4 separate regions of the Homo sapiens genome follow, and all the other regions are linked to region 2. The links are chromatin loops, found by intact Hi-C in ENCODE. Cell type or tissue: mammary epithelial cell. All regions are shown on one strand. Links, peaks and the distances in the headings refer to the core of each region. The heading gives the core; the rest is flanking DNA.

Region 1 (7,470 bases), core at 1,591-6,590, 160 kb after region 2:
GTGTAGCTTAGTTAGGCTACAGAGAGTGTAGAATAAGCTGTGACTGCAAACTATGTGGTAAATCTTTGACAGAATCAGTCTTAAGCTTTTCTGTTAACTGTTTTTTATAGGTGGTTATGTTGTTGTTAATCTGCAATAAACATTATTCTTGACATAGACATATGGGTTTTGCTTATTTTATATATGTGTGCAAAGTTAACTTCAGTTTCATCCTCCCTCCTTTCCTCCCTCCCTTCCCCCTCCCCTCCCTCCCTCCCTTCCTCCCTCCCTCCCTTCCTCCCTCCCTTCCTACCTTCGTCCTTCCTTCCTTCCTTCCTTCCTCTCTTCCTTCCTTCTCCCATTCTTCTTATTTTTTCTCTTCTGCACATTTTGCTGGAGAATCTGTTCATGTACCCTGCTTTCCCACAGTTGCTTTCAGACTTTTTTTTTTTTGAGACAGCGTCTCTCTCTTTCTCTCTCTGTTACCCAGACTCAAGTGCAGTGATACTGTCTCAGCTCACTACAGCCTCAACCTCCTAAGCTCAAGTGATCCTCCTACTTCAGCCTCCCAAGTAGCTGAGACTACATGCACATACCACCACACCTGGCTAATTTTTAAATTTTTTGTAGAGATGAGGTCTCACTATACTGCCTCAGCTGGTCTCGAACTCCTGGGCTCAAGGGATCCTCCTGCCTCTGCCTCACAGTTGTGAGCCACTGTGCCTGGCCATTTTCAGACTTTAGAAAATGATTTTCATTTACTTTTTCCTGGGAAGGCTCTTGGGTACAATGTTATGTGTTATTTAAATCTAAACAGCAAACTGGCCAGCATTGCCCCTTAGAGTTTCCTCTATGGGGAGGTCATGGATCCCCTACTTGAACTCCTCTGTAGCAGGCACAGCAGCGAGTGCCTAAGGGTGCAGAGCTGGGGGCCCCATGGCTTTCCTAGCTCCCTTTCTTGTTCCTAGTGTTTTAAATTACACTTTTATTCCAAGGAAGGGCCCTGATTCCAACCACATGAAGTAACTATATTGGAAAGCCCTGTGGACTCCAAAGCACTGTAATTAAAGAGCAAGGGATTCCTTTTCAGATAATTGAAAGGTGGTGGCAGAGACCCAGGAGTTAAATACTTTTAGGCCATGTTTGCATGTAGATTTTCCTCTTTAAACCTGTGCTTTTTGCCTGTGAACACTATTTTCCTGGACATCCAACAGCAATTTTTGTAAGAGTTTGAAACAGTAGGTTTGCCTTCACCTGAGCACCTCTGCAGGCCATTGACAGATCCCATGGTGCCACAAGCAGTATCTCTGCAACTTTCTGAGCAAGTCTCATCTGCCTCCTGGGGTTCCACATGGCCATCAGGGGCCATCACTGTTAAATGCAAAACTCATGACTTTCTTGCTATCTTCTCCCTGAGGATGAGGGAATAACTTCTCTTCTTTGTGCTCGCACACCACCCTGTTCCTGCCTCTATAAATAGCACTGGCCACACTGAATTAGAATTATCCATTTGTCTCCCATTTCCTCAGGCCATCTGGACATACTCAGAGTTACCCGTGGCACCACTCTCCAGGGAGCTCCAGCTTCTCTAAGCCCTTTTTTATCTTCCATTTATTCTGGGTTCTGATTTTGCCTTGCCTCTGCAGTCTTAAAGATGTTCTTGCTGTACAGTTCTTGACTTTCTGCCTTCTTATCAGCCCAAAGTGACAATTCTGTGGCCTCTGGTACCTACCCAGTGCCTGGCATAGAGTAGGCCTGCAATAAGTATGACTGGCCAAATGAGAGTTCTACTATTATCTTTATCATTATTTTCTTTCTCTTTTTTCCTCCAGTTATTACCAATGGGGTGATTTGGTGAGGGCCAGACTTTCCTTCCAAATTAATAAGTGCAACTCTTCTAAGAATCAGGTGGCAAGAACTTACAGTTCCTACGCAGTAGTCAATATATTCTTTCACTTGTGCAGCCCCTGCTTATAGCTGATTCCTATGAAATGGAATTTCTCAACAGTTGAATTGAAGGAAATTTGGATAACACCACCTAAGGTCACTCCCATAACTATCCCTCCATGCCAATCTCATGGCTAGATGGGAAGCCTTCAGGAATATGTTGGGCAAGTAGGTTCATGTCAACCACAAAAATCTTCAAAAGGTTCTTCCCCTGAACTATGTATTGCTAAGTCCTCAAATCTAGTAGATTTGGCTTTGCTTCACCTGTAAAACACACAGATGCAGGAGATAGAAGGATACCCAACCACTCTTTGGATTTACTGAATCTCAGAAATAGATGAAATGGCCCTAGAAGGCATGCTAAGAACCTGTAAGTTTATTGTAGCCAAATCTTGGTACAAACATGTTTCAGTATCACCATGGCAATATCTCCTCAATGAAATGGGCCCAATAGTCCCATAGACAGTTGTTTTGGGATAAACATAGAAACACCCTTCTGCTGTTAAAGCTTGAAACTTGTATCTGTTTTATGAGTTCCTTCCTCAGGAAAGGACCTTCGGGAAGTATCAAAGAACTGAAACTCAGCAGATCACTGCACCAAACACCTCCTTGCCCCACCCTAGTTCCTGTTTTCTTACACATTGTTACATTTCCTCGGTGCTCTATAAACCCCTAGTTTTGGTAAGTCAAGGAGATGGATTTGAGACTGAGCTCCCATCTCCCTGGCTGCAGCACCTAGTTAATACTTCTTCCTTGGCAATACTTGGCATCTCAGTGATTGGCTTTCTGTGCAGCAAGAATCAGGGCCTAGACCAAACCTCTGGAGTTTTGGTAACATCAACAGTACAATAATAAATGGAAATAAATAAAATAAATAAAAACATTGTATATAGTAGACCAAATGGTCATAGTTACTGTGAGAATGGGAGAGCAGAAAAGGCAGTTGAAGGAGGAAGCAAAACAAGGGGTCAAAGAGAGGCAGAGTCAATTATATTAAAATCCAGTTAATTTTAATATAATATATAATTTAATATGATAAATACATAAAATATATAAAAATCAGGACTTGGAATTTGAGTGTTACAGATTTAGAACCTATTTGAGGTCCACTCCAGTTGACTATTTTATGCATAGTAAATTGAATTTTGATTTCTAAACTTTAGTCTCCTGACTTGCTAAAGTGCTCAGGCCTTACATGGTACAAAGGGCTTAAAAAATGAGGCTTAACTGATTTGGTGTCCAAAGTCCCAGCTTGTTTGGTGGACCATTGGAATATTGCTGGGAGAACAATAACAATTTTGGGAGACCAACACAAGACCTTGTGTCACAGTGAAGCTTATGAACCTTGACATCACTTAAAGGCAAGTGTGTGGTTTTTTTTTTCTAGGATAGTTCCCCAAATTAGGAACATCTCTTGTGGACCCTTGTTTGAGAATAAACACTAGTGCTCTAAGTCATTGTTTCCCTTCAGGAGTACTTGTGCAGATAAATAGGTCACCCCAATAGCTGAGTGATCCCACAACCATTACCATCTTTGGTTATAAAACGATCTCCACATTTAGATTTTGAGCTCCTGGAGGGGAGGTCTCCAATATTCTTTACTTTCTTTAATTTCTCAGCATCTTGCACATTGCATGTGTACGGTTAGGTGGAAGCTTCACGAGTGTTTATTAAATGATTGATCAGAAGAAACAGGGAGAGTAACTTCATGTAACTGGAGTGGCTTATTGAAAAGTTTGTCACCAATCCCTGTTCCTGTGTAGTAAACTTGTAACACATCTATGGCATTCCATCTTAAATTGTGGCTCCTACTGAATAGTACGCACATCTCAAGTAGACTTGGAGGCTCTGCTCACATGGCCTCTGCACCCCCTCTCATAGCTTGTTTTCTGATGTACCAAGGAGATTCTTGTATCTTTGAAGACTGCTAGCTCTAAGGCAGTTTCTTGTTTTTTCTCATGAAGGCGGTGAGGAATAGCCTTATTTTGAATCACTGTGACCCCTTGTGGGCATGTGTGGGGACTGCACCCCAACCTCTGTTCTAAGTAGTAGGCCCCATGCCTTGCTTGGGGCCACCTTGGCTCACTCTCCACTGACAATCTCAGTATAGTCTCCTCTCCTCCTACCGCCCCCCGCCCCCCGCCTCACCCACTGAAGACTGAGTGACCTGGAATAGGAGTATTCTAAACTGGAAGGCTTAATTCAGTGTGACAAGGCAACCCTATTAATTTGCCTCTGCCTTGAGTTGGGATTTCAAATCTCTCCCTGTGTCTACAGGATTGAACTGGCATGAAGTGCATTAGCTTCCCACTAGAGTTGGTGCAATTCTGCTTCAACTCCCTCTCCATCTCCCTTGGTGACTTCTTTACACCAGGAGGCAACCTGCCTTTATGGTTCTCCTTCAGCAAACACACACTTTTCTCCCCCAGAGACAGGTTTCCATGGAAACCAATCCAAGGGGAAACATTCTGGAGAGGTAGAGTTTGTGGTGTAAGGTATGGTGAAAACCACAAGAGGGGTGTGTGGAGAAGGCAGTTATGTCAGGATTATGTTAGAAATGTGAACAAAAATGTACTGAGGCAGTAGGAAAGCACATTAAACTTTAAAAGTGTTTTTAAATGTTGCTATTCAATGGGAGTGACATATCCTAGTGAAATCAGAAGGCCGTAGAGTGCCCACTGTGTATGAGGCATGATGCAAAGTGGAGGGAAGGACCCAGGTGGCAGATGTGGCCTCGCCTCAGGGAGTTTGCAGCCTCTTTGGAGAGATGAGATGGGCACACCAGACAATAGTACATCAAAGCAAAGAATGAATGGGACCCACACGACCAGAGAGGATGCAGCCATGACTCCTGCTTTAGGCCAATCATCTTACCTTTAGAAACCAATTTTTTTTTTATTTGACTGCTCTATTATATTAAAACAAATAGGCTGGGTGTGGTGGCTCATGTCTGTAGCCCAGCATTTTGGGAGGCTGAGATGGGAGGATCGCTTGAGGCCAGGAGTTTGAGAGCAGCCTGGGCAAGATGCGAAACCCCATCTCTAAAAATTTGTTTTAAAAAAATTAGCTGTGCATGGTGGAACGCACCTGTGGTTCTAGCTACTCAGGAGGCTGAGGTGGGAGTTCGAGACTGCAGTGAGCTATGATCGCACCATTACACTCCAGCCTGGGTGACAACGTGAGACTTGATCTCTAAAAAAAGTGAACTAATAAATAAAATAAGCAGTTAGAAGAACATAATCTATACCATGGTGAATTTAAGGAAACTCAATCTGTAGTCCCGAGTCTCAACCCCAATCAAAGGAAGATTTTAAAATATAGGAGTTAGTAAGGCATGCTTTTATAGTTTTGGAGATGAACAAGAAGTTAGATGAGTGGGACAGAGAGGAAACAATGGTTTACAACCTTGGCTATGCATGCAAATCACCAAGGGAGTTTTAAATACTACTGCTGCCTCCCTATCTTGGAGATTCTGACTAGCTTGGTTTGAGTCCAGAGAGCATGGACATTGGGATTCTTAAAATTTTCCCAAATGATTCTAGTGTGCAGCCACGTTTTAGAACCATTGGAAGATCCCATTCCTAGCACCTTCCTCCTCCAGCTACTGCAAAACAGGCACACATACACACACGCGCGCGCGCACACACACACACACACACACACAGTTCCTACTCTTATAATTTTTATCTTTGCAGAAAATTGATTAAATATAAACAGAATGGGACAGAGCTTTCAGTATACTCAAATTCAATAAGCAGATAATTATGTTTATATGCCAATGAGGGGGTGATATGGCCTGGAGGTGTACCACTCTAATGGATTGTGGGAAGACTTCAAATAGGTTTCCATAACTCTAATGTGCCTCTAATTGTGCTCTAATGTGCCTCTAATGTGATTGCAATAATGTGTCTCTGACCTTTGATATATTTCCTTCAGCCAGCTACAATTCTGACTTGGTGCCAGTGTTAGTGGTGTGATGTCTGTGCCAAGGGTCATGAAAATAGAATCTGGTTTTCAGTGTCTGTTACAACACATCACATGTCCCTAAGCCCGCTTTCTCTGTCTCAGTGTCTCTGTAACTGTCTTCTCTGTGCATCATCTTTCTACCTCTGCTTTTTCTTCTGAATTTCTGTGCAAAAATCAAGCACTTGGCAGAACAAGAATAACTTCTACTTTCTGACAAGGGTTAACTTGTTCCCATATAGAAATAATGTGCTTATTTTGTGTTTTCTGGTGGTAAAAATAGGAAAGGTGCTGCCTGATAAAACATCACCATGACATATAACATCCTTGTATTAGTCTTTTCTCATAGTGCTAATAAAGACGTACCTGAGACTAGATAATTTATGAAAAAAAAAAAAGAGGTTTAATTGACTTACAATTCAGCATGGCTGGGGAGGCCTCAGGAAATTTACAATCACAGTGGAAAGGAAAGCAAACATGTCCTTCTTCACATGGTGGCAGGAAGGAGAAGAATGAGAGCTGAGTCAAGGAGGAAGCCCCTTATAAAACTGTTAGATCATATGAAAACTTAACTATTATGAGAATAGCTTGTGGGAAACTGTCCCATTATTAAATTACTTCCCACTGAGTCCCTCCCATGACATGTGGGGATTATGGGAACTACAATTCAAGATAAGATTTGGGTGAGGACACAGACAAACCATATCATACTGCCCCTGGCCCCTCCCAAATCTTACTTCCTTTCTACATTTCAAAACATAATCATGCCTTCCCAACAGTCCCCCAAAGTCTTGACTCATTCCAGCATAAACTCAAAAGTCTAAGTCCAAAGTCTCATCTGAGACAAGGTGAGTCCATTTTGCCTATGAGCCTCTAAAATCAAAAGCAAGTTAGTTACTTCCTAGATACAATGGGGATACAGACATTGGGTAAATACATCCATTCTAAATGGAAGAAATTGGCTAAAACAAAAGGGGCTACAGGCCCCATGCAAGTCTGAAATCCAATAGGGCAGTCATTTAATCTTAAAGCTCCAAAATGATCTCCTTTGACTCCATGTCTCACATTCAGGTCATGCTGATGCAAGAGGTGGTCTCCCATGACCTTGGGATGCTCTGCCCCTGTGGCTTTGCAGGATACAGCCCCCTTTCTGACCGCTTTCATGGCTGGCATTGAGTGTCTGTGGCTTTTCCAGGCTCATGGGGCAAGTTGTCAGTGGATCTACCATTCCGGGGTCTGGAGGACGATGGCCCTCTTCTCATAGCTCTACTAGGCAGTGCCCCAGTGGGGACTCTGTTTGAGGACTTCAACCCCACATTTCCCTTCTGTACTGCCCTAGCAGAAGTTCTCCATGAGGGCTCCACCCCTGCAGCACACCTCTGCCTGGATATCCAGGCATTTCCATACATCCTCTGAAATCTTGGCAAAGGTTCTCAAACCTCAATTCTTGTCCTCTGTGCATCCATAGGACCAACACCATGTGGAAACTGCCAAGGCTCAGAGCTTGCACCCTTTGAAGCTGTGACCCAAACTGTACTGCCTTGGCCCCTTTTAGTTATGGCTGGAGTGGCTGGGATACAG
Region 2 (7,470 bases), core at 98-5,097:
AATATGGTAAAGATGTTGGTCTTCATATTAAAGCTGTAAGATCCTATAGTCAGCAGTTGTTCCTGGCATTGAAACTCCTTAAAAGATGCAATATCCTACATGCAGATATCAAGCCAGACAATATCCTGGTAAGTCAAACAGCCAAGCTGCGCTGTACATCTTGAACATACATTTCACTTCTTACTAGCAGTAATATTATTACTATGAGAAACGACATCTTAGAAGCATAGTTCAGTATATTAATAACCTATTTCAAATGACTAATACTTTTTTATCTTTCTTGGAAATCGGACAGTGAAATTTTATTGACAAGTATGAAGAAAAAGGAAATGTACAATTGTCCCTTTTTTTCTCTTTTGACTGATAGATTTAAAGTGTGCACCAATCCTGGAATGCTTTACTGTAGTAATGAGTTTCTTCTGTTATCTTTAGAAAAATGCTGCACATGTTGCTGTTTTGAAATAAGGAGTGTCCGTACTCTTCTGTTTGCTAATTTTATAGCTCCCTAAGCTGTGGCTCCTGGGGGCTCAAACACAATAAAGCTCAGTTGTGGTTAGGTATTATATTTAAAGGCATCGCTTTTGAAGTTTATTTTATTTTATTTTTAAACTTTCAAGTTCAGGGGTACATGTGCAGGCTTGTTACATAGGTAAACTTGTGTCATGGAGGGTTTGTACCCACTTTTCCTGATCCTCTCCCATCTCTCACCCTCCAGCCTCTGACGGACCCCAGTGTGTATTGTTCCCCTGTGTGTCCATGTGTTCTCACCTTTTGAAACCTTAATTCTCTTCGACTAGTGACTTCTGGTGGTAACAGCAGATTTCACAATGTATATGTTTTTAAAATTTTGAAATACATACATATTATCATAGTGATGTGATTAATGCACACACACACTCCTCCCCTCCCTGGCCCCATTACTTTACCCTGTTTTGTGGCCTTCAGTTTGGGTCGTGTTCGCAACTTGGAGAATTCCAGCTTATATGCTGGTAACATTCTGCATTTCATTTTTTTAAAATGGGTTCTCTTTATCAGTTCTCCTACAGTTGATGCCTAGGAGAGATCCTGAAGACTAAAAGCTAAGCGTGTAAGGTGTTCTTTATTGGGAACTCTTGGAGCTATAACAAAATAAATACTTTTGATTTTTTCTTTTGTTTTTTTTGTTTTGTTTTGTTTTGTTTTGAGGTAAGGTCTTGTTCTGTCACCCAGGCTAGAGTGCAGTGGTGCCATAATGGCTCACTGTAACCTCCAACTCCTAAGCCCAAGCAGTTCTCCTGCCTCCGCCTCCCCAGTAGCTGGGACTACCCACAGGCACATGCCACTGTGACTGCCTAATTAAAAAAAATTTTTTTTAGAGATGAGGTTTGGCTGGTCTCAAACTCCTGGGCTCAAGCAATCCTCCTGCTGCAGCCTCCCAAAGTGCTGGGATTATAGGTGTGAGCTACCATGCTTGGCCAAGATAAATTCTTTAAAAAATGGTGATCTCATTAAAGTTTAAGGAGTTTTTTTTTAATCAATAACTAAGCTATTTAATTCATATTTCTTTTTCTTTTTTGTTAATATCTTAAAATATTTCCTTTATTTCCTTCCAGACAACCACATTAGTAATGAGGTGTATTCCATTTTTATGTTTGGTCTGAATTATTATTGTATTGTATATCTAATGTAACTTGGAGTTAGGGGAGCTGAGTAATTTCATTGAAATGGTAGGTACATTAAAAATGAAGTATAAATTTGTGTGGCCAATTTCATAGTTGATTTTTACCTCAGTTTTTTTTATGAGACACAGCCTTGCCCTGTTACCAGGCTGGAGTGCAATGGCGTGATCTCGGCTCACTGCAACCTCCAACTCCCTGGTTCAAGCATTTCTCCTGCCTCAGCCTCCCGAGTAACTGGGATTACAGGCAGGGGCCACCACGCCCAGCTAATTTTTGTATTTTAGTAGAGACGGGGTTTCACCATGTTGGCCAGGATGGTCTTAATCTCCTAACCTCGTGATCTGCCCGCCTCGTCCTCCCAAAGTGCTGGGATTATAAGCGTGAGCCAATTTTTTGTTTTTTAATTGTGAAATACATGGTTCATGTCAAAGAATATGCAAAACATGTACAATTTAAAAGGTCATTTACAGTGAGCGTCTTTGTGACCATTGTGGAGGTTAAAGAATAACACATTTGCCAGTGTCACAGAAGAAACTCTTGTTTTTAAAACCTAATGCTAAACTAGTATAGGTTTTCACATACATTTAAGAAATGTTTTCCCGTCTTCCTGGGGAAGGAAAAAATAGACCTTAATGACGGAGCTGATTTTTGTTAATGAAAATCCAAAGCCTTTAGCTCGTAATTTCAGGTATCAGTGTGGTTTAAGTACCACATTCCTCATGACAGGAGCAGAAGTTGTGTAGCAAACTGAAGTGCATATGAGTATGGATACCCTGCTATTCTTTAAGGCATTTTAGCCAGCCCAAGAGTTCCACTGATGGATTCTAATTTTAAAATGGTTCTTAAGTTTTCTGTGGGTATTGAAACTGCTTAAGTAGCTGAATTCAGCTTACACTTTAAAAAGTTTTAAAATAACTTTTCTATTTTAAGATGCTTTTCTGATTCCCAAGATGAAAAGAATAGTAATCAATGTGGGAGTTAAAAATAATCATTTCTGTTCCTATTAATAGCTTAACTCTGGATATCATTTATAATAGTCCAGTCTCCCCATAGAGACTGCCTAAGGCTATAGTGTTATGCTGCTTTGGGGTGGGAGCAGTAGGCCAAGTTCAAGTCCCAACTCGGAATTTGTGTGTGTCTCTTTTGAAGGGGGGAAGGGACTCTGGAATATGAATTATCTTCACTTGTTAATCCTGAACATGCCTCTGACTCATGAGTGGCAGCAGTCATGGGAGCAACTCCAGCCTTTCTCAGCAGATGTCACTATTACTGTGTATGTTGAAGTATTTACAAAGGAAAAAAGAAACAAATGACTAATATAGAGTTCATGTTTATCAGTTTTGCCAGATATATTTAACATTTTCTTGACTAATACCTTCTTTATATTTGAGGGATTTAATATTTTTTAGACTTGAAGTGATTGCTAAATTTGGGATCATATAGCAGCTTCGGATGAAGAATATTTTGTTTTTGTCCAAGTTTATTCTGAATCACCCTTCTGCTTTCATTGCCATTGTAATTCTCTGGCAACTGAAAGTTAAGTCTGATTCCTTAGTTATAAAACTTGACTTTATTCAGGTATTCAGGGTCTTTTTAGAAGATGCTTTGCTTCATGAAATTAGATTTTTCTCTCAGTACCCCACCCTTTTAAAAATGCAGTTGTTAAAATTAAATGTACTTTGTGATATCCATTTCCTCACTGAAAACAGTTTTTACTCATTGTAATGAATATTTGATACATATTAACTTTTCATAGTTAGGAAATTGAATTAAAAATAAATAGAAAAGGAATTTTTAAATGAATGTCTTTGTTCTCAGTATTGGAATTAATAAAACTTTTCAAAGCCAATAATTTTTATTTATTTGTATTAATTATTCCTGGCTTGAATTAAATTCCCTTGAAAAAATGTTTTGCAGGTTAATGAATCCAAAACTATTTTAAAGCTTTGCGATTTTGGGTCGGCTTCACATGTTGCGGATAATGACATAACACCTTATCTTGTCAGTAGATTTTATCGTGCTCCTGAAATCAGTAAGTTTCTTAATGTTCTTTGACCTGGGCCATCATATGTGGTGGAAACCGCATACTTAATGTCTAAGCACTGTTTTCCATCACACTTCAGCAGCTGCACGAGTTCATTCATGAGGAAGGGAACCATAGCAAGTTCATCCTCCTCAGGTGGAATGAAGGTAGTTGTGACAGGAGTCTTGATCATGTCGGGCAAGAGTAGCAAAACAGTTGTGGAAAATCCTCGACTTTAGAAGACTGCTCTTGATTATTCAAGGTCTGATTATCACATTTATGGATTGTATGGGACCTTTGTTTTTTCCTGTTGCCTTGGTTGAGGCTGATTAGCACCTCCACCAAAGGCGAAATGAGAAAAGAGAAGAAATACATATTTTCTTTTGCCCTTTAAGTTCCTCCCCTACACCTCCATTTTTTAAGGTTTTTAAGTTTGAGTCTCTATTAAGAATTAGTGGGAAAGAACACAAAACTAATTGTCAAACTAAGGCATGAAGATTGTGGTTATAGTCCAAGCTAAGGTAGCCAGCCCCTCATTAATGGAAATAAAAATTAATAGTCGTCAGTTTTCTCTATCCTCGTATATTAAAACTTTGATTTTGTTTTCAGTTATAGGTAAAAGCTATGACTATGGTATAGATATGTGGTCTGTAGGTTGCACCTTATACGAACTCTATACTGGAAAAATTTTATTCCCTGGCAAAACCAATAACCATATGCTGAAGCTTGCAATGGATCTCAAAGGAAAGATGCCAAATAAGGTAAGACATTAGCATGAGCTTCTTTAAGGTCTTAGTTTCTTATTAACTGACAAGACTGCTGACACTTGCTCACCACTAGTGAGCTATAAAACAAAAATTTCAGAAAGGTGGGTAGATGGCTATCATGATTTCTTAGGGTCTTTCCCTTTTCTGGTGTTTTAAATTAGTGGTTCTAATCAGCCAAGCGCTAAGGATAAGAGAACTTGTTCAATGATGGACAGAGAGCAGCAATATTTTGGGGATACACCCTTATGGGTAAAAGTTTCAAAATGTTTGGAAGACAGAATGGAAAAAGATGTAAGTTGAATTAGGTAAAATACAAGAACATGCTTAGTGGTCAGAGAATGAATAGGTGAATATTAGATATTGTAAGAGGAACTTGATGTTAATTAATTTATTAAAGATTGGAGGTTATTTGAGAAAGTAAGGTACCTTTCTTGGTACCTTTTCTTATTTAATATCTTTCTAACTCACCGCTGATACTTCAGCTATAATGCTAGTTTCTGTTTAACATGAAGCAAGAATGTAAGCATTTATTAAAGTATCTGAGGGCCATAACTTAGCTTTTTTTTTTTTTTTTTTTTTGAGACGGAGTCTTGCTTTGTCGCCCAGGCTGCAGTGCAGTGGCGCGATCTCAGCTTACTGCAAGCTCTGCCTCCCGGGTTCATGCCATTCTCCTGCCTCAGCCTCCCGAGTAGCTATAGGCATGAGCCACCGCACCCGGCTGTAACTTAGCTTTTTAAGATTTCAGCCTATTTGCTGAATTTCTAAAGATTTACACATTTTTCGTAAAGGTCAGAAAACTGTATGGTTTTCAGTTGTGTTTTGTTGTTGTTGTTGTTTTGAGACTGGATCTTGCTCTGTGTCCCAGACTGGAGTACAGTTATAGCTCACTGCAGCCTTGAACCGAACCCCTGGGCTCAAGCAGTTCTCCTGCCTCAGTCTCCAATGTAGCTGGGACTACAGGCATGTGCCACCACAACCAGTTAATTTATTTAATAATTTTTTTGTAGAGATGGAGTTTCACTATGTTGACCAGGCTGATTTGTACATATTGTCCAAATTCTATTAGGTTGGACTTTTTTTAGAATAAGTTACATAAAAATGAGCTATGTTGGTATTAGTTTTAATGAAGTCTGACCTGTATCAGGGCTGTTGGAACATAATTAGTAAAGTGGCATTAGGTTCCCTAACTGCCAAGGAGAAAAAACCTGAGTTTTGTGATATTTTTAGGAAGAAATAATTTAAAGTCTTTGTTGACTCTCCAATTTTAAATAGTGAAAGGACAATTTGATGTTATAATTGTTTTAAGTCACTGCCTGGACAAATATAATTTCATGTTATTAAGTAGTTTTAGGTACAGCATTGGTATTTGCTTTTGCAAAGATGTTAATGAATTCCTGGGATCAAGGGAATCTGAGATCAAACAAACCTACAGAGACTAAATAACATACTTATTTGACTTATTGTATATTAATTAAATTGTTAGTAGGCCTGTTTCATAATAGTTCAAAACCCAAGTTTTTGTTTTGTTTTGTAGATGATTCGAAAAGGTGTGTTCAAAGATCAGCATTTTGATCAAAATCTCAACTTCATGTACATAGAAGTTGATAAAGTAACAGAGAGGGTAAGTGTTTTAAATGCAGCATGCAATAGTTATTTTATTGTTAACTGAGTACTAAATCATACGAGCTGGTGAATTAAAAAAAAAACAAAAACCCAAAAGTAAGTATTTCCTTTTTGCTGTCGACCAATTCCTAAATAAAACACATCAGACCATGGAAAAGATGGAGGGATTTTAAAATGTTTTTCTAGCATAATTAATTTATTTTTATTATAGGTCATATTTAGGCCCTCGTCACATCTTCTTTGGATTACTTTCTTGGTCTGGCTTCCCATCCAGCTTTCTTATTGCTGCTAGAGTGATGTTTCTGAAAACATATCTGGTCATGTTCCTATCCCTGCTTAAAAACCTTTGTTGGCTCCCTGTTACCTATGAAATAATATTTAAGTTCCTCAGAATGACAAATCCAACTGCTTTCTTCAGTTTTCAGACCTCTCTTCAGTACATTCAGAACCCCCACCTTTCCACATTTGGCCAGAAGGCGTGCTGGTTCAGACCTTTGTGCCTTTGCTAACAGACCTCCCTGAGCTTAGTCATTTCCTGTGCTGCCTCACCCCCAACCCCCTAAAAAATGTATCATCTTCAAGCCTCAGCTGAAATACACATTCTGTATGAGCCTTTTGAAAACTCCCAGATTGAAGTAATGATTTCCTTATTTTTGTCCCATTATTATAGCATATGTCCCTGTCTTTGTCAGAGCACTTAATAATACTTCAGGGTATTAACTTATTCACATGTCTGTCACTTACCACTTCAAGGTAGGGAAAGTACAGTGCAAACAGCTCATGCTTATCTTATTGTAAATTTTCATTGCTAACTTGGAGTTGACTTTTTTTTTCTTTTTTGAGACTGAGTCTCGCTCTGTCACCTGTCACCCAGGGTGAAGTGCAATGGCACGATCTTGGCTCACAGCAACCTCTGCCTCCCAGGTTCAAGCAATTCTCATGCCTCAGCCTCCCGAGTAGCTGGGATTACAATTGTGTGCCACCACGCCTGGATAATTTTTGTATTTTTAGTAGAGATGGGTTTTGCAGTGTTGCCCAGGCTGGTCTCGAATTCCTGAGCTCAAGTGATCCACCTACCTTGGGCTTCCAAAGTGCTGGGATTACAGGTGTGAGCCACCGCGCCCAGCCCAGAGTTGGCATCAACTTTTTCATTTAAGTTTTTTGGTTACCTTTTAAAAAGATGTACAGCATAGAGGAAACCACAGCAAAGTTTTAAATGAATAGATGATGATGATACAGTCATGCGTCACATAACCACAGCATACACTCACACACATCTAGGGTAAGTAGTATGGCCTTTTGCTTCTAGGCCTGAACTGTAAGTTGGTGGACTGAATACTGTAGGCACTTTTGCAAGTGGTAAGTGTATGTATGTATCTAAACATAGAAAAGGGAGAGC
Region 3 (7,470 bases), core at 1,132-6,131, 100 kb after region 2:
TTCTTTAATGATACCTTGTATTTTTGCTTTTTCTTCAAGAGTGTTCAAGATTGCTCATACAAGCATTTTAAAAGCTTTGTCAGATACTTCCAACATTGGTGTCATCATGGCACTGGCATCTGTTGATTGACTTTTCCCATACATGTTGAGGTTTTCATGGTTCTTTATATGCTGAATACTATTTGAGTGTACCCTGAACATTTTGATTATTATATATAAGACTTCAGGTCTTGTTTAAATCCTATGGAAGATGTTGACATTTTTGTTTTGGCGGGCACTTGACCTGGTTAAGTTCAGGCCTCACATTTCAACCCACCTTCTCTGAGCTGCAATTCCAATGTTAGTTCAATTTTCAAAGCCTTTCAATGCTACTCAGATCATTCCCAATTGGGTGCCCCCCGTGAGTGCTCCTTACCTAAAAGGTCAGACTGGAACCTGGGGAGACCTGTCTCTTAAGCTCAGTCCTCAAGGTCTTTTGAATGCCAATTAGGATCAGATTTAGACATGCTCAGGCCAGGGGTTAGCCAGGAGTTCATAAACCTCTTTATGGAGTTCCTTTCCCAGACACTCTTATTTTATTTATTTATTTATTTATTTATTTATTTTTACTTCTCTGGGGATAATGCTGTATGCTTTCCCAAACTCTTCTCTCTCTGCTCTCTCCTTAGCACCTCTGGTTCCCTGAGGCTTTATTTTATGGTTGTCCAGCCAGTAACTACCCACTTCTGTGACTGCCTTACAGCAGTGCTGGGAGAGAGAGGGTGAGAGAGAGAGAGAGGAAGACAGAGAGGCAACAGTGTTTGTGGCACCTTCTTGGAGCTGCGGTTCTTCTGAACTGAGAGCAAGGTTTCTCTCCCTCAGAGCTGTAGCTCCTGCAGATTCCTGTTGCTGGCCTCTTTTGCTGCTGCACCGAGCCTGCTGTGGGCTTGCCTGAGGGTTGGGGCACCAGAGAGTGGAGAAGAAGGAGAGAAAAAAAATACTGAGGGATTTCCCACACACTCTCTTTCCCTTAAAAGACTAGAGCTACTACCATGCCATAATTAGCTAAAACTTCCACTTTCTGGAAGAACTGTCATTTTCTTACAGCTATTCACTTTCTTTCAACGTTCGTCACCAACATAAACACTAGACTCTCTTTGGGTGCTGTTTTCATTAAAGAAGTGAAACTTTTATCACTTCATGATGGTCGCTGAGTATGCTAAGGGAAGCAGAGAAAAACAGGGCTGCGTCTCCCTGTGGAGACTGGAGGTGGGCAGGCCCATCGATTGGCCAAGCGGCTCAGCGTAGCATCTGCTACTAAAATCGGGCCCCAGAAAAGTTACCCATTGTGCCATAATCATGTAGGCCTCTGGAAATCCTTGAGGAAACTCCAAATAGTGAATGTTAAATTAAAAAATGACAAAGTTCCATTTGATTGTTATCATTCTTGAGAGGTAATTTCACTATGATCTGTCAGGAAACATCTGTAAGAGATTCAGCCATAATGTGTTAAGGAGAAGGTTAGAAAATCTAGGGAAAAGCTCCTATCATTTTATAGTTTCTTTGGGGATTGAAATATATCTACTGAAGCAGGCTTCAAACTAGTGTGTCTAGAAATGGGATATCTTCACCTGGGATGGGGTAGTTGCCCTTGAGCCACATGACCCAGGCATAATTACAGATTTTCAGGAGTGGAAGAGACTTGAGATGCTATCTGACCAAACCTTCTGTTTTTACAGACGAAGAAACTAAAGCCAACATGTGAAGTAAGAACCTGTCAAGGGTCATATTAGGTCACATCAGGTCATATCCTAACATGTGTTGGCATCCTTTCCCCCTGTGCTGTCTGATATGCCTGGGAGACGCCCTCCGTCCTGCTTCCCACTAGGGCTACACTGGTATGTGAGTCCTTTGGGGGCAAAATCACCCATTTTGGGAATTTTGGAAGCAGAACAAAAGTGGCAGTGTTCTGATGGTTCTAGTTAAAGATGGAGAGGGATGTGGGTCTATTGCAGACATAAAGAACTCTCTTCTGAATGGGAGGGGCAGCCCAAGACCCTGGAATTACAATGTGATGGGACAGTTCAAGTCAAGTCTTTGTTTTGGCAGGTCAAACGGTGTAAACTTTGCTGGAAGGAACCTTACTCAGAGGGCCAATCACCTGCTTCTCTAGAGTTCTCAAGCTCTCCTGTGAGCACCAGGTTGAGCTGCAGAAAGCCAGAACCAGCTCAGAAACTGAGAAATGGACATGAAGATGCCCAGGTCTGCAGATGGTTTCCATTCTGAAAAGTGATAGTCCCAAGGGGGACTGGCATGCAGTCATTCATTCAACAATTGTGCTCCTACTCTGTGAAGTATTGGGGATACAGTGCTGAGCACAGACAGACCTAGTCTCTGTCCTTTGCACCTTTCAGTGAAGGATAGGAGGTAGACATTGATGCAACAAGCACCCGAGTAAATGTAAGACCATGCAGTGATAAAGGCCGTGGAGGAAGGGCCCATGCAGGGGCAGAAAACAGAGGAAGGGGCTGGTGGAGCAGCTCCTCTAGCTCAAGGCTGAGTGGTATAAACTGTAGCTACTGCATGATCTGAACGTGTCTTAAGGAGGGTATCCCCAAAGCGGGCTCATTGGGAGTTACTGTGGAGCGCTAGTTTATTGTAATTGCCATATGTTTATAAGTAATGGAATCCTAGAATTAGAAGGAACTTCGGTCACCTTTTAATTTAATATTTATCTTTCTCAATCCAGGAAACATCTCTACAGCATCCCTAACTGGGGGTTGATCCATTCATTTCCAGACACAGAGAACAGAGTCACATTCTGCTGTTTCCATATGTACCATTTTAGTAAGACTTCTTGGGGCACAAGGCAGGAAGTTGGGGACAATATATTTGTCTGCACCAAGGCAGCCTGAGAAGAGAGAAGTGAATACTCCTGGGGTTATTCTATATTATTCACTTAATATTCTAAGTGAGTCCTCTAGGGGTACCTGAGACATGGAGTATGAAAGTACACATTCACAAAAGTACCAGCTTTAAAACTAGATTATCTCTACTATTCAAAAACACCAAGGAAAGGCCACACAATGGAGACAAAGTGCATCTGAGATCTAGCAAATTTCCCTGTTGGCCACATACTGATAATGATGTATTAAAATCAATTCTATACTGTGGGGTACTTATTTGACATTAATAGGTACCATGGTGGTTTAACATAGTTGCTGCCCAGAGAAAACGCCGCACACTCACCTACACTAAAATGAAGTCTGAGTCAGCTGCCTCCCCTCCGCCATCCCTTCCAAAGCCAATGGTTGAAAGTCACAGAAGTCCCTCTGCTGCCACCTAGTGACGACAATGTGAATACAACTACACAGCCTCCTGGGAAAGAAGTTTTGAACCACGTTTGCTTCTAAAGGAAGCCTGTAATTACCTCTGAGTGCTCTATTTTGGCTACAATTTAAAAACATATATATTTTAAAACTCTATAAACTCTTATGCATATCCCTTTTTAAGAATCTGACCTGTAATGGATGTAGCCTCACTTTCAAGAACCTAAAAGCTATGCCCCCAATTCAGGGAGTAGAACAGACAGGCTTAAGAACAGTGCCTAAAAATGCCACTAAATTTATCTTTAAAATGCCTGTGGTTCCTTAGCACTTGAATTCCGTTATGCCCCTGGGTATAGTCACCTGGATGTTAGGGGCTGTCAAAATTCAGCCCTCAGTTGGTGATCAGTAGGTTTTCCCTTTAAGTGGTTTCTGAAAGGATTTTTTTTAAAAATCTTGAAATTCTCATGTCTGGATGATGTTTCCAGTTTTGTGGAAGAATAAAAGAAAAGGGACATGAAATTCTGGCTCCCTGGGGGCAGTGGCTGTGTCTTATTAATCTCTGTGCCCATTGTACCAACACCGGTCAGTCACAGCATGTACTCAACCAATGCTGATGAATGCAGAGGGGCGAGGGGCTGGCACGCTCTTGACCCCTTATAGGGGCTGCGTCGATGGCCAGGGTTCAATGGGAACTTTCTGGTACAGTCTTGCTCTGCCAATCTTTCAAATTAAGTGCAGCACAATTGGAAGCCTCACATTCTCATAGACGGGTTGAGGAGGGCATTAGGGGCAGAAAGGCTCACATAAGGCCTGAGCGTGAGGTTTCCTGCCCAGCACTGCTGTGCCATTGCAGCCCACCTTCTTCTCACCTTTCCTTCCACACCACGGCGCGGCAGGTGCAGAAACCGTGCTGGGATTGAGGCCCTAGAGGCTGACTACAGGTCTTGGGGGCAAAACATCTGGACACACAGCTGAAGATGAGCCAAGTATATTAGTCAGGGTTCTCTAGAGAAACAGAACCAACAAGATAGAGAGATGCAGAGAGACAGAGGGACAGACAGACAGATTTAAGTAACTGACCCATAAAATCTTGGAGGCTTGGCAAGTCCAAAATCTGCAAGATGGAAGTGGGCTGGCACATTGGAGACTCAAGGAAGAGTTGCACGTTGAGTTCAAAGGCCGGCTGCTGGCAGAATTCCTTTCTGCTCAGGTGAAGTCGGTCTCTGTTCTATTAAGACCTTCAACTGATTGGATGAGGTCCACCCATATTATGAAGGGTCATTTGCTTTACTCAACATCTACTCATCTAAATATTAATCTCATTGAAAAAAAACCCCAGAAACATCCAGAATAGCATTTGACCAAATGTTTGGACAATGCAGCCTAGCCACATTAACACACAAAATTAACTGTCACAGCAAGACACCAGGGAAGCATTGGAAGATGTTAGCGGCTGTCATTGAAATGGGTGCCGTCAGGTGGACGGCAGCCATCCATCGGGCAAGAGCGGGGCAGCTGGAAGGGCCCTCCCCTCCCGTTTGCTTTCTGCTCTTCACAGCTCACGGATAGAGGAATTTTCTCAGCACATTTCCCAGGAGGAGTTTGGCACCACCATTTCTTGAAAACAGATGTCTGCAGGGATGTGTGTGTGCCTGTGAATATGAAGTCCAGAGCCTGGGACTGAGAACAGCAAGGGGAACAGGTGGCCACAGGGGAGTTGCCAGATTGCTGACTTAAGATGTGCTCCCAGGGCTGCACTGGTGTCGGTCGTGAGAGCGATCACGGTTTGTGCAACGTCTGAACTTTCTATCAACTTATGGTTTAATCAATTTGCTGTTTACTCCAGCTATTTGCAACCTCTCCTCAGTTACTTGGTGTTCAGCAGTGTAATATATCTTCATGTGTGAATATAAATATACTATTTAGTGGAAACTAAAAGGAATTGTGGAGGAAGAATTTTTTTGGATAATTTTATGTTTTCATAATGTAAAAATTAAAGATATTTGAAGAGTTGAGTATGTCAGTTTTGGGGATGCAAGAGAATGACTTCGGGACTACCATAATATTTAAAATCATCACTACTCTTTCTTTCCACCTAAGTCTCATAGCAAAAGAGGAAATTTACTTCAGTCTCTTTCTGTAGCAGAACATTATCGTGCTGTATTCCTGTGTTCACTTATCTGCGCTGGATTGTGAGTCCTTACAGAGAGAAATTGTTATGTGCTATGTTCCCAACACCTGCACATTATAGGTGGTCACTAAGTGCTTGATGAATAAATGAATGAGGGAATAATATTGTTTATTATTTTTTGCTGTTATTTATAATTGGGAGTGGGTAGGATTTGGATTATGAAGACTCTGGGAAGCCTCATAAGAACCTCAGACTCACTGGGCACGGTGGCTCACACCTGTAATCCCAGCACTTTGGGAGGCCGAGGCAGGCGGATCACGAGGTCGGGAGATCGAGACCATCCTGGCTAACACGGTGAAACCCGGTCTCCACTAAAAATACAAAAAACTAGCCAGGTGTGGTGGCGGGCGCCTGTAGTCCCAGCTACTCCAGAGGCTGAGGCAGGAGAATGGCCGTGAACCCAGGAGGCGGAGGTTGCAATGAGCCGAGATCGCACCACTGCACTCCAGCCTGGGCGACAGAGCAAGACTCCATCTCAAAAAGAAAAACCTCAGACCAGACTCAACGTGTCCAAAAAAGAGCTCACCTTGTACCCCTAGATCCTGAAGCGGCTTCCAGTAGCTCAACCTCCTCCCATCCAGTTCCATCTCTGCCAGGGATCTTTTAAAAATGCAAATCTCATTATGTCTCTTTCCTGCCTCAAACCTCCCAGTGGTTCTCCAGTCTGTCAGGAGAGGGTATAGACTGTGGCCTGGCCCGGGAAGTTCTTTGAGGTCAACCCCTGCCTACTCATCTTGCTAACTCTTATGGCTCTCTGACACTAGGCTTTTGCTCCAATCATATAAGCAACTGTATTTCCATAAAATTGCAATGTTCTTCCCTACCTCCTCACTTAACTAATTTTCACTTTACTGATCATTTCTTATTTTACTATCAGCGTCTCTTTCTCCTTATTCTTCAGGGAACATTTCTCTCCACCATCCTGTGCCACACTGTGGGGGTGTCAGTAACACCCTCTGTCCTCTCCTGGCCAAAGGAAAGGGGTGTCATTCAGCCCAGGCCCCTGGATCCTCATCTTGGGATTTGGAAATGTGACCGAAGTGACATAAAAAAAAGACATGAAGTGCGAGGAGCTCATTCAGTCAGCTCTGCAGCTCCAGCTGGGTTACCTGTGAGTCCTTGCTAGCCAGATCCCTTGATTTGCCGTGACTCCTGCCTTTGCCAAGTCTGTCTTCATAGATTCTTTCAAATGTGGTTCCATCTTGCCTGAGTTCGTCAGAGCCAGATTCTGTGCTGTAATAAAAAACCCCAAATCAACTCACCTCTCACCCTCCACAATGCAGCTTCTGGAAGATTCCAGATGCCCCAGCCTGACTGAGAATTCTCTCTCCTCTGCTCTCAAAGTCCCTTTGGGTGCTTCTACCAAAGCACTGACAGCGTGATTCTGATTTGATCGCTGGTGTCTGAGAGCTGTGAACGTCTTGATGGTTTTGGCGCCCAGCACCATTCCTGCCTCATAATTGGCACGTGATAAAGGCTTGTCGCATTCCCTCATTCAAAATAAACATAGAAGACAATCCAGAGATTGCAGCTTCACAGAAATCACAGAAGGAAATTTATATTTATAGAGACGGCATATAAAATTTTAAAACAATTTTAATGAAAATCTTGAAAATAGACATTCTCTTCTTTAAACAACATAAACTGAACAAACTCAGTCTGTTTTGGTGCCTCTGTGAGTACCCTCGGTTGCTCTGGGCTGCTGTGCGATGCTGACCGGGACTTCCTCAGAGGCCTCATCTTCTGCATCCAGTGGACTTGCAAGCCACTTTACACTTCCTGGGTGATAAGGTTTGGATTTGTGTCCCCGCCCAAATCTCACGTGGAATGTCATTCCTAATGTTGGAAGAGGGGCCTGGTGGGAGGTGATTGGATCATGGGGGCAGAATTCCCTCTTGCAGTTCTCTTGGTAGTGAGTTCTCACAAGATCTGGTTGTTTAAAAGTATGTAGCACCTCCTGCTTTCGCTGTC
Region 4 (7,470 bases), core at 1,111-6,110, 71 kb after region 2:
ACCTCCGCCTCCCGGGTTCAAGCGATTCTCCTGCCTCAGCCTCCCGAGCAGTTGGGATTATAGGCGTGCACCACCACACCCAGCTCATTTTTGTATTTTTAGTAGAGACGGGGCTTCACCATGTTGGCCAGGCTGGTCTCGAATTCCTGACCTCAAGTGATCCACCTGCCTTGGCCTCCCAAAGTGCTAAGATTACAGGCATGAGCCACCATGCCCAGCCTAGATTGTAAAACTTATTTTTGCCACATTGGAGGAGAATGTTTGTTTTTATAGACAGGGTCTCACTCTGTTGCCCAGCCTTACTCTTGCCTCAGCCTACCAAGTAGCTGGGACTACAGGCGCCTGCCACCACACCTGGCTAATTTTTGTATTTTTAGTAGAGAAGGGGTTTCACCACATTGGCCAGGCTGGTCTTGAACTCCCGACCTCAGGTGATCCACTTGCCCTGGCCTCCCAAAGTGCCAGGATTAGAGGCGTGAGCCACTGTGCCTGGCCAAGTCCTTCTTTCATCGGGCTACTCTGTACATTACGTGAATATGTGTGTGTGTATGCGTATATTTATAATATACATAATGCATGTGAATAGAGTGCCTAAACAGTGACCACTCAAAGATTTATTATTGTTATGATTTCTACCTTTTTCTTAACTCATACAGGAAATGTATCATTTGCTGACAGAGCTAATAGGCATTATTAACCATTGCCCACAGTATAAAATAGATTAAATGTACTGATTAATATTTTGGTTATATGGGTTAAATATTAACCCATCATTTAATATGATATTTATTCTTGAAGCCAATAATGGTAAATCTTATAAAACAATTTTTTCTACAGCCTTTTCCTTTAGCATATTTCCTTTATTTTATTTATTTTTTACTTATATATTTTTTTGAGACAGAGTCTCGCTCTGTCACCTAGGCTGGAGTGCAGTGGTACGATCTCGGCTCACTGCAACCTCTACCTCCTGGGTTCAAGCAATTCTCCTGCCTCAGCCTCCAATGTAGCTGGGATTACAGACACCCGCCACCAAGCCCGGCTAATTTTTATATTTTTAGTAGAGATGGTGTTTCACCATGTTGGCCAGGCTGGTCTTGAACTCCTGACCTCAGGTGATCTGCCCACCTCAATTTCCTTTATTTTAAATGATGCTTGATTTGTTTGGTTGGGTAAACTTTTATCAGAAGACACTATTTGACAAATAAATTTTACTTTTGGCCAAATTTTTTAGCATTTAATATATATATGCAATATACATATATTATAATATATATAGAATAGATATGTTTTATATGTATTATGTATATATGTTTTCTGATTTCAACATTTATTACAATTTATATCATAAGATGGAAGTCATCAACATTTTTAAAAGGTTGATGCAGGCCAGGCTCAGTGGCTCACACCTGTACTCCCAGCACTTCAGGAGGCCAACGCAGGCGAATCACTTGAGGTCAGGAGTTCGAGACCAGCCTGGCCGACACAGTGAAACCCTGTCTCTACTAAAAATACAAAAAAATTAGCTCGATGTGGTGGCACGCACCTGTACTACTCAGGAGGCTGAGTGGGAGAATCGCTTGAACCCGGGAGGTGGTGGCTGCAGTGAGCCAAGATCGTGCCACTGCATTCCAGCTTGGGTGACAGAGTGAGACTCCCATCTCTTAAAAAAAAAAAAATAAGGATGATGTATATTGAAAGTAATTTTCAATTCAGTGGGAGAATCAGAACAAGATTCAAATACAATATTTGCCCTCCAAGTATTAAAGAATGAGATCCCCAATTTTAGGTCAGGAACCATTGACCCAGTCCCTGTTAAAAGCAGGTCAATGACTAATCAGTCATCTAATACACAGACTGTGAACAAAGACATTGATTTCTGCCTTTGAACAGAAACCTCTACCTACAAAGGCTGGGCAGCCTGGCACCTAGAATCTCATTTGCTAATTTTGTGGGAAAATTATTCATAAGAATTAGGTCTGTCAATACATCCAATCTGGTTCAATGGAATCCAGCAAAAGAAAATTCGAAGAATTAAGGATGCTATTATATGGTCCTGTCTATCAGTGGGGAAAATACCTCTGAACAAAACTAGAAATCTCTTCAGTGGTAAAAACCATATGCTCCCTAGAAGGCTGCAATCATCAGCACAGTTTACCATCACATAAGCATAAGTCACTGGACAATCTGATACCCTAAAGGTGGTTATTAGGTGCTTGTAATGATAAAAATTGGAAACAGCCTAGGGTTCCAGCAGTCAGGGACTGGTTAAACAAGATAAGTTAATAACCCAAACGTTAGGACTGGTTATCTCTAGGTGGCAAGATAAGGAGTGATTTTTACCTTGTAGCTTTTCTTGGTACTTTTTCATATCTTTCAAAATTTTATTTTCCACTATGACATATATATTACTACTGTAGTAAAAATAAAAACTAAAATCTGTATAATGCAATGGTGAACACAAGGCTGAATTGTGTTCTGGGCAAGGAACTTCTCAGAGCTTCAGTTTTCTTATCTGCAAAGGAGGGAGTGACAGTAGATAATGCTCACAGGTCCTTCTCCTTCTAAAATTCTAAATCCATTTACTCAGTAAAAAGGATCAACTAATCCCTTGCACAACCTGCAAAGATGCTATTCCTCCCTCCCATAACAAATTTTCAAGTGTCTCCTGAATCTTTCAGAATAACATGAAAGCTGTATACCTATTGTGGAATTTGATTAGAATCCGGAACAGTCAGAGTTGGAACAATGTTCACAACAAAATGCAAGTTAATAATGAAGGAAAAATAAAATCAGTCAAATCAGCCTAATGCTTTGGGAAAAATCTAAATTCAGTTAATTCTACCACAAACAACATGTAACCTGCTTATGACTGGCAACGCTGAAGGAGGATTCAAAGGCTCTCATCTCGCGCTGCTTGCCTGACCTCTTGCTTTCTAGGAGCTGACTTACCCTGTCAGATGCATACACGGCATCGAATAGCCCAAGGAGGGTGACGGAGATGCCCACAGCTGGACCATTGACCACTGCAATCAGAGGCTTAGGAAAATCTATAAAACAGCCCACAAATTCCCTACAGAAATGGAAACACAAAATCATTAAATGTGCCAAAGCAGCATGACTAAAGCATGGGCAAGACAGTCTGACTCTGAGATAAAGCCTTCTGTCAGGCTGGGTGTTTCCACAGCCACCACCAGCAGTGCCTCCTTGTCCTGCCACTTCCCTGGTCTTCCGCACCAGATTCATCCAGGGCATCCGTCTGAATGGCAGTGGATGGAAGACCAACCAGTGAGACCTATGGGTCAACCCTGGTTTGAATCTTGTATTCTGGACAGTGAGTTCAGGGCTGTAAACCAGCCGCAGTCTTAGAGATTAGGTTGGGTGACTGAGCACATGCTGCAATATCACAACAAGTGGGAATTACAGATTTGGCAGGAATAAAGAGAAAAGCCTTCATGACCTCCTCCTGTGTTTACAAGACTCCTCCGAGTCTCCTACCTTCAGCGTTCATGGAAATCTCCCATTCCTCTGGCTGGATGAGAATTTGCTAAATTCCTCTGCCTCAGTGCAAGATAATTTTGTTTACAACTATAGCTCACTTTTATGTTTTCCAGTCAAATCTCATGAGACCAGCAGGATGAACAGGTAACAGAGGTCAAAGAGAAAGAATGAATGCCCACCTATGGATGGAGGCAGTTTAGAGAAATATGCTTGTCCAAAGTCACAATTAACTGCACTGACACAGAGAAGCAGATATTGCACTTTTGCTCAACTAAATACCACTTTGATGACTAAGAACGGGCCCTCTGGGATCAGACAAAGGTCAGTAACTCTTACCTCAGTAAAACGGCATTATTTTTAGCTTTCTCCTCTACTCCACCAGGGGGAATATCAGTGAAGTTAGTCAGATCATTCCCACTACTGTAATAGTCACCATTTCCTATAAGTAAGAAAATCAACAGATCCCTCATTCAATCATCCTATAATTCTTGAGTATCTACTGCATGCCAAACTCTATGGTTAGGCAAGGGAAATACATTGGAGAACGAGCAATGGTTCCTGCCCTAACTTACAAACTAGTGAGTACGCTGGACACTGATCTATAAAAACACACCGATAAATGTAGCTAATGCTACTGTTGAAATAGAGGAGTGGTGCGTCATGAAATGAGGGTATGTACCAGGAGGGTTGGTCTAATCAGGGAGTTCAGGAAAGAACTTTCCTAAGGAAGCGACAACTGAATTGAGATCTGAAGGAGAGGCCAGGTGGGCTAGAAAAAGAGGGCTGGGAAGAACAGTTTACACAAAGGAACAGCCTGTGCAAAGGCTCTTTGGAGAGGTTATCCCCACTGTAGATGAAGTAAGAGCCACTGTAGCTGACTCAGGGAAAGCCAGGGGGAAGTCGGTGCAGGATGAGGACTGGCAGAATAGACCTGACAGTGCTTTGTAGATCCCATGAGGAAGTTTTTTCTTTATTCTAAGAGCCACTGAAAGTATGTTTCTGAGTGTGTGTGTTTAATTAAAGTACAATTTATATACAATAAAACAACCAGTTTTTAAATGTTCATTTAGATGAGTTTTAATAATTTTAAATACCCACAAGATCACCATCCAAAACAAGATACAGAACATCTCCATCACCCCAAAAGTTTCCCGTAGGCTCCTTCCTAGCTATCCCACCCCACCTGCTCCAAGGCAATCACTTTCTGACTTCAATTTCCACAGAGAAGAACTTTTGTCTACTGTAGAACTTTCTACAAATGGACTCATACAGTATGTACACTCCTGTCTTTATTTTGCTGAACTGTGTTTTAAAGATGCATCCACATTCTTGTGTATATCATTTATTCCATTTTATAGCTGAGTATTCCATTGTACAAATAGTCAACAATTTGTTTATTCATCCATGTGTTTTTGAACATTTGTTTTCTGGTTTTGGCCGTTATAAATCAGGTTACCATGTCTGCTCCTGTAAAAGTCTTTTGGTGGACATATGTGTCTTAATTGATGTTGGGTAATTGCGAAGGAGTGGGTATCTGTGTTTTTTTAAACATTTTTTGTATATTTATAAATCAGAGTATGACAGTACTGGAAAAGATCTTAGAGCCTTTTTTTTTTTTTTTTTTTTTTTTTTTTGAGACAGAGTCTCACTCTGTTACCCAAGCTGGAGTGCAGTGGCGCGACCTCGGGTCACTGCAAACTTTGCCTTCCAGGTTCAAGTGATTCTCCTGCCTCAGCCTCCTGAGTAGCTGGGATTACAGGTGTGTGCCACCATGCCCGGCTAATTTTTATATTTTTAGCAGAGATGGGGTTTCACCATGTTAATCAGGCTCATCTCAAACTCCTGACCTCGGGAGCCACCTGCCTCGGCCTCCAGGTCTTAGAGCTTTTTAACTCAATTTCCTATCTATTAAGAGGCCCCTCAAAATAGAAATTTAATTAGGATGCCTGAGAAAATGTCTTACCTGTTAAAACAGTGATGATTGAGTCATCCTTGCTGGCAGCTTTAAGTGCACGCATAATTTCATGATACATCTGTGTAATGGGAAGACAAGGAAAAGAAAAGAACTCTGAACACAGGAATCATCAATCAATGGACTCAACAAATGTCAGGCTGCAAGCTTGCTCTCAGCAAAGTGCCTAACATTTATTTTGGTTGTATTTTATAACCAAAAAGGTGGACCAACATAACTGAAGGAATTTTTATTCCTTTCACAGTTACCTGGTGCATATTATGTACCTGGTGCTATGGCAGGAGCTGCAGGCTATAAACCACTTTTTTTCCAAAAGGGACCAAGAAAGAAATAGTCCTTGAGCTTTTGGAATTAACAGAGGACTTAACATGTTCAATTTGGAATTAACATGTTCAAATGAGGAGGGGGTTGGAAAGTACAAAGTAGCAGGGAACTCAGAGGAGGTGCTGAGGCTTATCTAGTGTGGGCAGAGTGGGAGGTGGTCAGAGAAAACTTTCTACAAAGCAACGTCTCTGTTGTGACCTCAAGGAAGCCCCTGGCAGTCTGGGAAGTGTTAGTGACTGCCAAAAGGCTGGAATTTTCAAGACACTGTAATGGTATTCAAGGAAGGTGGCTCAAAATTTTAAATCAGCAACATTTCTGAAAATCTTGGACAAGCAGCTATATAGCTTTTAATGCATTTAAAACAGGTGCAATTTCAACCTTAGATGAGATTTCAGTGTGGGAAAGAAATGAGGAAGAGGGCTGATACTTATAGATACAAATATACTGGAAAAGACACATGGACTTTACATAAAACAGCCTGCCCTCCGTATCCACGGGTTCCACATCCATGGACAACCAATCACAGATCAAAAATACCTGGAAAAGAATTCTGTATCTATACTGAACATGTACAGGCTTTTTCTCTTATCATTAGTCCCTAAACAATACAGTATAACAACAATTTAATATAGCATTTACATTGTATTCAGTATTATAATAACTCTAGAGATGATTTAAAGTATATGGGAGTGTATATAGAGGTTATATGCAAATATTATGCCTTTTTATGGGGGACTTCAGGTTCCGCGGATTTTGTTGTCCACACGGAGGTCCTGGAACCAATCCCCATCGGATACCAAGGGATGACTGTACATGAATAAGCGTTTAAGCATTTCTCCTGAGGGAAGTGATAAGGAACTCATTCTATCATTATTATAGTTATGATAACACCACACAGCAGGGCGACTGGTGAGACCAGGATTAGGAGATGGATTATCAGGGTTCCTTCCTTCCAACTGGTGAGACCAGGATTAAGAGATGGATTATCAGGGTTTCTCCCTCCCTCCCTCCCTTCCTCCCTTCCTTCCTTCCTTCTTTTTTGAGATGGAGTCTCATTGCGAGGCCCAGGCTAGAGTGCAATAGCATGATCTTGGCTCAACCTCCACCTCCCCGGTTCAAAAGATTCTCCTGCCCCAGCCTCCTGAGTAGCTGGGACTATAGGTGCGCACCACCATGCCCAGCTAATTTTTTGTATCTTTAGTAGAGATGGAGTTTCACCATGTTGGCCAGGCTGGTCTTGAACTCCTGACCTCAAGTGATCTGCCCACCTTGGCCTCCCAAAGTGCTGGGATTACAGGGGTGAGCCACCACGACTGGCTATCAGGGTTTCAATTTAGGTTTTGCTGCTTATTTGTTATGTGAACTTGAGTAAGTTACTTCTTAATCTAATTATTTTATTGTTAAGTAATGATAACAGTAGGCTCCCTGTGAGAATTAAATAAACTTCTGTGTGGAGAGTGCTGGCACTCATTAGACACTCTGTACAGAGTAGCTATTATTATTATAGTTGTAGAGAAATGAGTCAGGGGAAAGTGGAAATAAAGTTTGAGCATTAAATGCTTTATTAGTTGAATGACACATATCCTACTTCATGAAATTCTGAAGATGATTTTAAAGTGAGTATGCTCTTTCTGCCACAATGGAGGTTATTGACCCAATGGTCATAGTCCTCTGAA

The links. Peaks named below come from ENCODE experiments on the same cell type or tissue, not always from the same donor. Only the 100,000 strongest peaks of a DNase experiment are listed, where the experiment ranks them.
Region 1: it touches region 2 in a loop (15-fold over the local background); 24 of 110 quality-filtered maps call a loop at or near these places.
Region 3: a loop joins it to region 2, with 14 times the contacts of the local background. A loop is called at or near these places in 85 of 110 quality-filtered maps.
Region 4: it touches region 2 in a loop (5-fold over the local background); 41 of 110 quality-filtered maps call a loop at or near these places.

The regions. Positions count from the first base shown.
Region 1 is chr6:4,206,877-4,214,346 of GRCh38, forward strand. No RefSeq gene overlaps it. Among named protein-coding and RNA genes, the nearest start is that of ECI2-DT, 75 kb to the left of the region's middle. In mammary epithelial cell, for the core only: a CTCF peak has its summit at 3,932 (motif pointing left); no DNase peak of the experiment used is centred there.
Region 2 is chr6:4,052,746-4,060,215 of GRCh38, forward strand. PRP4K (pre-mRNA processing factor kinase PRP4K) reads left to right here. Exons shown (of 15, transcript NM_003913.5): 11 at 1-128; 12 at 3,576-3,690; 13 at 4,291-4,442; 14 at 5,983-6,069. Among named protein-coding and RNA genes, the nearest start is that of FAM217A, 23 kb to the right of the region's middle. RefSeq lists an enhancer at 6,450-6,744. In mammary epithelial cell, for the core only: a CTCF peak has its summit at 2,889 (motif pointing right); a DNase peak (open chromatin) is centred at 2,876; H3K27ac peaks cover 752 bases.
Region 3 is chr6:4,152,753-4,160,222 of GRCh38, forward strand. ECI2-DT (ECI2 divergent transcript) reads left to right here. Exons shown (of 4, transcript NR_103764.1): 3 at 2,089-2,241; 4 at 2,729-4,633. All of the region lies in intron 2 of LOC124901246 (a long non-coding RNA gene), which reads left to right. Among named protein-coding and RNA genes, the nearest start is that of ECI2-DT, 20 kb to the left of the region's middle. In mammary epithelial cell, for the core only: a CTCF peak has its summit at 3,319 (motif pointing left); a DNase peak (open chromatin) is centred at 3,279.
Region 4 is chr6:4,122,301-4,129,770 of GRCh38, forward strand. It overlaps ECI2 (enoyl-CoA delta isomerase 2), which reads right to left. Exons shown (of 10, transcript NM_206836.3): 5 at 5,462-5,531; 6 at 3,835-3,937; 7 at 2,950-3,070. It also overlaps the pseudogene TEX56P. Among named protein-coding and RNA genes, the nearest start is that of ECI2, 9.5 kb to the right of the region's middle. RefSeq lists an enhancer at 3,655-3,949. In mammary epithelial cell, for the core only: a CTCF peak has its summit at 3,870; a DNase peak (open chromatin) is centred at 3,851.